Linked DNA regions of Homo sapiens: region 2 is linked to region 1. A link is a loop called in an ENCODE intact Hi-C map of the cell type or tissue named here. Cell type or tissue: ascending aorta. All regions are shown on one strand. Links, peaks and the distances in the headings refer to the core of each region. The heading gives the core; the rest is flanking DNA.

Region 1 (4,391 bases), core at 306-4,305:
CTCTTAGCTAGAAATTGGTTCATTTTGCAATTTATAAATGGCAGTAGAGTTATTTTTCTTCTCCCTTGAGAAAAGTACTTGAGATGTCTAGAATTGATGATTCCTGGTTTTTCCTCTGAAAGTACAGGGCTGGGAGCCAGAAATCCAGGCCTGCCAACTATGGCTTGAGGTAAGTCTTCCTACCCTTCAGTTTCGTTAGCTGCAATATGGAAATGATTGTCTATTCCAACTTCTTATAAAAATGCTCTGGAGAAATTGTCTCAACAATGTAAGCTACAACACCTCTCTGGTATACAGCTACCATGGATGTCAGGTACAAGTGAAAACCAAGTAAAAAAATATGACCAGCGTGAGTCAGAGTTTTTAACAAGCCAAGCCACCCCCTTGGTGTTCGGCACTGGAATGCTTTCCTTATACATAACATCCAGCCACAATCAGAGCCAGGCTTGGAGACTCTGAGTTCCACAGGGAGAGACAGCTGCAGTCAGGCTGCGATCCTGGAGAGCCGAGTGGCTCCTGCGTGTGTGGGCAACCCCTTCTTGGAGAAAACCTGTTAATATCCTCTGCTCACAGACATGACTTCATGCACCAAGCACACAGTCTCTCCAGTTTTCCAAGGGCTGAGGGGCTCGCTCCCTACTCTGTAACTCTAGAAAGAAGACCCCTGGGGTGTCTGCCCACTCCAGAGAGGGACTGTAACAGGAAGTCAGATGGGCAGGTTGCTGGAATTTGGAAGACACGGGGGCTTCTCCCAAGAGTGCCCTGAAAGAGACTAGCGTGGACAAGGTCTAGGCAACACGGAGCAACCCAAGCCCTCCTCTGCCAGCGTCACTCCTGCCAGGTCCTCTCTTCTACCCTTAGCAACCAGTGGACACAGAGACTTTGGAAGGGCCTCCAGGCCTTGGCCTGGATGCAGAGGGCCCTGAGAAGAGACACAGGTGGCAGTCAGTCTGACTATCCTCTCGCCCTGTCCTCATTTCCCACAGCTGGATCCTCCTGCCCTGCCCTGGGATTGACCACACCTCTGGCTTGGAGGTTATGTCTGATCTTTATCACAGGAAGGGAAACTCGCTCCATCCCCAAGGAAAGAGAACCAAGGATGCCAGAAAGGAAAGCTTCCCCCAGAAGATGGGACAATTTCCCTTACAAAGTCTGGCAGTCATCTACCCCGAAGCAGGGACCTAGACAAGTGTGTCTTCCTGGGGTTCCTCTCAGAGAGGAGAGTCAAGGCTGGAAGGGCTTATTTCTTTAAGAACCATTTGAATGTGCCATGCCTGTTTAGGACACTCTTTAACAAAGGGGTGATAAGAGTTTAATGGGCTGATTTATCTGGAACCTATTCTGAAAAGGAAATACCCAGATCAGTGAATGGTGCCCTGTGACAGTGGAGTGAGATTTTCCAAACACTGGGCCTGTTTGTTTCCTAAAGTGCTATCACCTCATACTGTATGTTGTGCAAATCCATAAACAGCATCCTAGTGTATTTTTCTTCTTGTTTTGTTGCTGGAGAGCAGGTATCTTATGTGGAAAATTATTTACTGAGGAAAAAATGTCAATTTCTACAAACATGTCTATTGTCTTTCTATTTATATTATAAGACATACTTGAAAGGGAAAAAAGGTACCTGACTTCACAAGGACTTCTTGTTGCCACTATCCAGAGAGGCAGCACCGGGAGACAGGGCAAGCACGGACCTGGCTGTCAGCAAACCTGGGTTCCAGGCCAAGCCCCACCAGGAGGAGCTGGGAAGCCCTGGCTGACTGCCAGCCCCAGGTGTTTATCCACAGCCTGTAGTTTCCTTATTCTGCGTGGTGCTAAGTTTCTATGATGACCCACTTCTCTGAACTTTGAGCATGGATCGTGAGTGCCTTTACCACCAACCACTCTGGGCTGCCTTAGGAAAGGGAGATGGGGTGGACGAGGAACGAAAGGTGGGTAAACCCATATCATGCCCTGTGACACCAAGAGCAAGCAGGAGGATTCAGGCCCTGCTGTGGCCTGCTGTTTTCCCTGCCCAGAATCCACTTCTTTTTCTCTATTAGGTAAAGGGAACTCCTCCATTCTCAGCCCATGTGGTTTGAGAGGGCTGACTCACCTCCAGCTCCACGGTGGGCATGAAGCCCAGGCATATGCCCACAAGCAGCTGTCCACAATGACAAGTTCGAGGATGGGCACGAGGTCCAATACTGCCAACGAGAGTTAGGCCTGGGGCATTACATGCATCTGTTGGAATGAAAAAAGCATGTTCTACTTCTGGAGTCACTCTGGAAGTGGAGCCTAGAGCCACTGACGGCCGTTTTATCACATGGAGAAGAAACCTGCTTAAGAATGGAGCCAAAGGAAAGCAGGGCCAAGAGATGGCTCCAGACTGGACTCTGGTCACATCATCTGAGTCCCTGAGACCAGTATTAACCCTTGACCTTTCAAGTATGTAAGTCAATAAAGGTCTGTGTTGCTTTAGTCAATTTGAGTAGGTGTCTGTGATTTGCAATACGAAGAGTCCTGATAGACATGTCCATAAAGATATGACATAATGAAGAATTCCTCATATCTCAGGCAGTGTGTGTATTGTTTGGTTTAGATTAGAAACAAAATCAGGAATGTGGGTGTAGAGCCAGTTCAGCCTCTGGCTCAACACAGGAATCTCCTGAATGAAACACACAATTCTGATTCTTGCCACGATAGTGGTTAAATATGACATGAAGGAGAGCTCACTTTCATCTATGGAAGTCTATTCAACCTTTTGATGTATCTAATCATAAAGGTTTTTATGTGGAACTGACATCTAGAGCTGTGAAATGGTTATCAGCCCTTTGTTTCTGGAGAAACACAGACTGAGGTTGCTCCCGGGGAGGTCTTCCATCTGTAGCGCCACGCAACGGCCCCTCCCTCTGATGGAGCGGGGGCCCCTTACTTAGACCTGTAACTCAGGTTTCCATCAGAAAGTCATGAATTATTACTGAGAGGCTTGACTCTGCCTCTCACTACCTCTTTTGCCATTTTGATTTCTTCTGTCCCTGAGTTTGATTAGGCAGGCTTAAAAATGTTTAATAATGTTTCTTATCTTTCTGTTTCTTTCTTCTTAATTCCTTCTGCAATCACTGTGGGTTATACCCTAATTTGTCCGGCCTGATTATATCAATAATCTGCTTTTTTTTTTTTTTCTGTCCTGGGATTCCCCTTTCATTCTACTTCTGCCATAATAATCTCTTTAAAGTACAGTGCAGATCATACCCTACCCCCGGCCCCAAATCATTCTTCTACTGTTTACCAACTTAACCCTGACATTCAAAGGCCTCTATACTTGTCCCCTTTCCCTCCCCAACATTCCAAATCCTACTGCCCACCATGCCCTAGTCCTCAGACCCCAACAGAGCCCCCAGCCCCTCCCAGCTTGCTAATCCCTCCCCACAGCCATTCTTTGTGCATGCCTTCCCCTCAGCCTTTCTAGTCCCCATTTTTCCTCTTCTCCATTGATTACAGCCTGGTCTTTAAAACCTAACTTAAATCCTTCTTTCCTTACCAGTTTAGAATGACCTCTAATGCACCCACTGCAAATACCACTTAGCTGGCATTTAGTCACATACTAATTTTTATTGTAATTTAAATTGTGAAGTCTATGAGTCTTTTCATTTATATTACAAGTTACATGGGGGCGGTTACAGAATTCTTATACATTTTTGTGTGACAGCAGAGCCCAGGACTGTGAATGCTGGCCAATGGATTATATTTAGGTTATACTGATAGGTTATATTTTTTTGTCTCAAATGTCCTTGCCCTGTGCATACTTCCTGGAAACCATGTGGGTAGAAAGGAGCATTTCAGTTTTATGTCTACGGCAGATTCCTCTGCTTTTTCCTTGTCACAAAATCCCAATCTTGTCCAAGTGTCACAGGTCCTATGGGGAGCCCAGGCCCCTCCCCAGGCCCAGGGGAGGGTGTGAGGGTGTGAATATCAATTAGTCAGAGATCCAATCATAGTAATTCGCTTCTTGGCCATGATTGGTTTAGGCATGAATACAGAATGCAATTTTGACTAATAAGCTGCAAGGGGAAATGTGTTGGGAGATTCTGAAAAAGGTTTTACTCATTCAAAAAAGGGACCCTATGAAGCGAAATTTGCTTTGTTCTCTTTTGGATGTTGCTGTACGAGAATACGATGCCTGGAGCCACTGCAGCTATCTTTTAAGGGGAGATGTCTAAGGACACTGAAGACAGCAGAGAGGGGGAAAGAACCTGGGCCTTTGATGACTTTGTTCAGCTCTGAACGAATTCTGGAAAGTCCCCATCTCCAGACTTCTTTTACTATATTTCATCACTGTTGAGATGATTTATTTTTTGGTATATTTTAACAATGCTGAAATTAGAATGCATCTTTTATGGTATGTCATA
Region 2 (4,391 bases), core at 278-4,277, 65 kb after region 1:
GTGCTGCCGTGGGAGACAGTAAGCTGCCCATCACTGGAGACGCCAGCTGGAATTTTCACTGATTGCTCTGAAGGATGGTTGGCCTGGATAATCTCTAAGTTTCCTGACCTGAGATGCGAAGGGGAAACTGCTTGTAGCAGACAGGTGTCAGCTTTGCAGTCCGCCAGACCTGAGTTCAAGTCTCAATTTCCCCGCATACCTGGTTTTCTTCTCTGCAAAGAAGAGAGAGGAAAATAATATCAACTTTGCAGGACTCCCGTGAGGAATCCATGACACAGCACCTGGAGCTACGATGACTCTCTTATTATTCCCCCCTCTTCATTTCAAGTCAGTTGTGTGCTCAGGGTATGGACTCCACACTGGAACCAACCCTGCATTTAAAAATAAACAGCCACTTAGCTTCATTTGATACATGATATATACACCCACATGAGTGTTTTGTCTTGTTTGAATTTCTCCCCACTGTCTGTGTTTCCATCATGTGTGTCTGGGTGTGTCTGTCCTAGATGGCAAGCCCTGAGGCATTCTGAGTGGCACAAAGCACAATTATCTGCCTCGTAATGTTGAGGATGATGATAACAACACCGTTTTACATTTATGATTGCATTTGACTTTTGAAGTACCTCTGGGAGGTAGGAAGGACTAATGAAGTAAGTGACCGCAGTTGATGAGAGACTGCCCAAGGACACACAGCTGGGAGTAGTAACAAGACCAGACCTAGAACAGGGGATCAGTTTGTGGATTTAGTGGAAGACTTTCCTGGCTGACCCTCCCTCCCACCCCTTCCTAAGCATTCTTTCATCATGTGCTCCTGAGCCCCTTTGTTCTGGGCTTGGCTTGAGCCCAGATGACTCAACTTTCCATGTGGTAGCATTATCTAGAAGGCTTTTCCCAGGACCTGCCTGGCCTGGGCGTCTGGGGTAGCTGAGGGCTCAGACACCCAGTGTGTGAATGCCCTGGGGAATTAGAGCAGTGGGCCCTGATGCAGACTCCTGCATCCCTGAGGGAAGACCAGGGCAGAGGAGCATGGCCAGAGTGGGCAGGTGACCATTTGCCCAGGAATCTGCAGGGCTGTCTTGCTTTAGAGAGTGAGAGTCAGTTGGTCAGTCTTTTTTTTCCTCCCTGAATTAATGTATTTGTTCATTCATGCTTCTGGCCTGCATGAAATATTATCCTCAGTGCTTTGTCATATACAGGAATTGTGAGATCCCCCCTGGCCCTGAGAATTTTGTAGTCTAGTTAATGGGTCAACTGGACAATGGAAATAGACAAATGGAAGCACCAGAGAATAATCTAAAGACACATAGAGAGAAACAGTACTTTAGCAAAATTAGGGTTTAAATCCTGGCTCAGAGTGGGAAGCAGGGATTCAGCTGAAGGCTATTTTGGAATCCCAGGTATGAAGTAAAAAGGCCTAACCTAAAGTCATCGTGGAAGGGAAAAGGAGAGATACAATCTGAGCTCAGGGACATGGCAGTCATTGTCTGATCTGCTCAACTTTTCACTCACAGCTCCTAGCTCTGGAAAATAGCCCAAAGCTTTTATTTTTGCCCAAGACTGGCCCTGGATTGGTCAGGGCATCTGACCCAAGTGCCACTAATCCAGAGGCTTGCCAGTGGCATGGCTCGTTTGAAAAGAGGAGCCTGGCCAAGCCACATTCCCCACTAAGGGCTCTGAACCAGAAGACACTGAGAGAAAGGACAGCATTGGGACTGACGCTGCAGGATCACGATGTTGCGGGGAGTGCAGCCAGGATGGGCACATGGAAGAGCAGGTGCTCTGAGAAGCAGGAGCTATGAAGTGGGGGAAAGTGACAGAGAGTATGGGGAATCAGAGAGCCGTTCAGTGGTAAGGAAGGGACAGAAAAAATCGTTATCATGTCAATGACAGAACATTAGGTGGAAATGTACAAAGTCCCACTATCGAGGGCCTGAGGGCTGCTGCAGATCCAGAGCCAGCCTCTGCGTGCTGCTCCCACCCCACTATGCCAGGCCGTTTGGCTTTCTCTGGGTGCCCGGGTCCTTGCATCCTTCAAGAAACCCCCATGACAAGAGGAAAGCTTGGTTAGTCTCAGTCTTATGGAAACAGAATCTATGCTAGCCTAAGTCATTTCTTAGAGATCTGGAGAATGAAAGTCAGTGGAACGTCCCTAGGCACACACACATGTGAGTATCTCAGTGTAAACGTATCTGCAGACTCCACCACAACCCAGAAGTCCTGTGAGTGTGGGGCAAGCATGGCGGGTAGGGGGTGGTGGGGAGAGCGCCGAGTGTGGGGAGACCGAGGGATCAGGGAGGAAAGCACTGCCTCCCCTTCCTGGAGAGTCCAGTTGGAAGAACTCATGGGTCATGGCAGTAGAAAGTGCTACTTTTAGTTTCCTTCAGGATGTAGATGCCATTTAAAGTCAAACTATTTCCTAATACTGGTGCCCAGAAAATGATTCATTGGAGAATGCTGATGTTGTTTTCTGTGCCCGACATGAAGCAGTGTGATGCTGTTTCAGAGCAGAGGATATTGGCCTGAAGGGCTGTAACTCTGTGCTGTCCCCAAAGGCCGTTTCTGGGCAGTGTTTATCTTTTGTCTGCCTGAGACTCTCTGTGTGGCTCACTCTTCATCGTGATTCTTTGCATGCCTGTAACATGTGTCATCTACACGTATTCTTTTGGCACCCATCACCTACAGTTTTGGTTACTTCCCTTAGAGGCTTGTGTTTGTGTCTGGGGGTGTGTTACTTTCTTTGCTTCCCCAGACCCTGGATCCATATTCAGGAGTCCCTGCTCTGACACTTTGTGCTATGTGAACTTCGACAAGCCACGAACGTCCCCACACTTCTATTTCCTCACCTGTAAAATGGGAATGATGACATCTGATGATAAGCAACCATGGCCAACTTATCTAACAGAAATGAAGGTCCAATGCCAATATTGGAGAATGCTTTGTAAATTCCGAATTGTAGTGTTCAGTGAGAAATTGATAACATTTTCTTCTTGTAAGGACTGTACTTCATAGATTTTTAATGGCTGTCTCACATCGCAACCCCAAGATAACACACTGCTGAGCAAATAGGAGGAGCTCAATAAATAATTGTAGAATGTGATCATCGTTGTTCTCATCTTTACAAATTCCTTATTAATGCCGTTTTGTTGCTGCCAGATAACTCATTGTCTTCCCATGCTGACATTATATAAGTCTGGGACACACATGAACATGGGAAGACATCAGAAAGTTACATAACTGACCAGTAGAGAATAAACATCAGTTACACATAAAGGTTAAGTGCATTTTAGAGGTTAGAAAAAGTGATGAGTGAATAATTGCGATAGGAAAGTGGTTTGTGGGAACAGCTATAAGATATAGATTGAGGTAGGTGGGATTGGGGAAGCTGCTTTTATCTAATTAAGAAGACCTTCAAGAGGAAGTGGATTTTCAGGAGCAGGTAGACGAGAGGGCAGAATGGGCTTGGTGAAGAGGTGGCCAGAGAACATTCCAGACACATGAGTATCCTCCGAAGGCTGTGGGGCAAGATACCTTCAGGGTGGTTTGCCCCTCTTGACAGTTGGAATGGCTAGAGGGGTGTGTGTGTATGTGTGTATAGACATAGGGAAGCGGAGGGCAAGGGACAGATAAGAAGGGTGGGAAAGAGGTAAGGGAGACCTGCTGGGGGTGATGAAGACAATGTAAGACTGATAACCTTCAGGTGTGAGATGTTTTGGAGGAGCCCTGTTGAGATTTCTTTACACTGTATCCAATAAAGTTGTCCTCAGCTTCTTTGTTTGGATTCGGCACTTGGAAATGGGGCTAGTTTAAAATCAGAGGGAGGGATAAAGCTAAGAATGTGGGCAGGGTAAAGAAACCAGGTCCCCAAATCCATATAACAACTTACAGACCTTATGCCATTTTAGTTAAACTTGGCCTAGCACCTTTGGGTTTGAAGGTTTATCATTAAATAGCTTTTATTTACTTGCTTCTCATTGTGTAAAACTGTTAAAACCCCCAGGTTCCTATTTGTTCTAGGCCCCAGAAGTGAATAATTGATCATTAGGCATTGTAACATTGGTCTGGGGCTTCTGAATGTGCACATCCACTCAAAGTGAGACAGAGGATGGGCCTTCCCCCTGTCCAAGCCAAACAGCTCAGTGTCACATCCTGGCTTCACCTATTTCCATGGATCCTGCAACCCAGACATGATCTCATCAGGGCCACTCCCTAGAAGGAAGTGGGGAAGCACAGGACTATTCTGTCTCATTTTCCAAATAGAGAAACTGAGGCACTGAGCAATGAGAGAAGCTTAGTAAGGATGAGATAATGAGCTAGCTGCAGGGCTGAGAACAAACTGGGCTTTGGCTCAGAGTGGCTACCATTCAGTACAATGTGTGTGTGTGTGTGTGTGT

The links. Hi-C counts contacts between places; a loop is a spot of excess contacts. Peaks named below come from ENCODE experiments on the same cell type or tissue, not always from the same donor. Only the 100,000 strongest peaks of a DNase experiment are listed, where the experiment ranks them.
Region 2: a loop joins it to region 1, with 2.1 times the contacts of the local background. A loop is called at or near these places in 2 of 110 quality-filtered maps.

What each region holds. Positions count from the first base shown.
Region 1 is chr1:115,067,225-115,071,615 of GRCh38, forward strand. The region is part of intron 2 of TSPAN2 (tetraspanin 2); the gene reads right to left. LOC124904359 (a long non-coding RNA gene) reads left to right here and starts at 1,672. Exons shown (of 2, transcript XR_007066474.1): 1 at 1,672-1,773; 2 at 2,043-2,465. In ascending aorta, for the core only: a CTCF peak has its summit at 2,201; DNase peaks (open chromatin) are centred at 497 and 2,147; H3K4me3 peaks cover 498 bases; H3K27ac peaks cover 3,235 bases.
Region 2 is chr1:115,132,751-115,137,141 of GRCh38, forward strand. No RefSeq gene overlaps it. Among named protein-coding and RNA genes, the nearest start is that of LINC01765, 35 kb to the left of the region's middle. In ascending aorta, for the core only: a CTCF peak has its summit at 2,559; DNase peaks (open chromatin) are centred at 1,642 and 2,561; H3K4me3 peaks cover 517 bases; H3K27ac peaks cover 4,000 bases.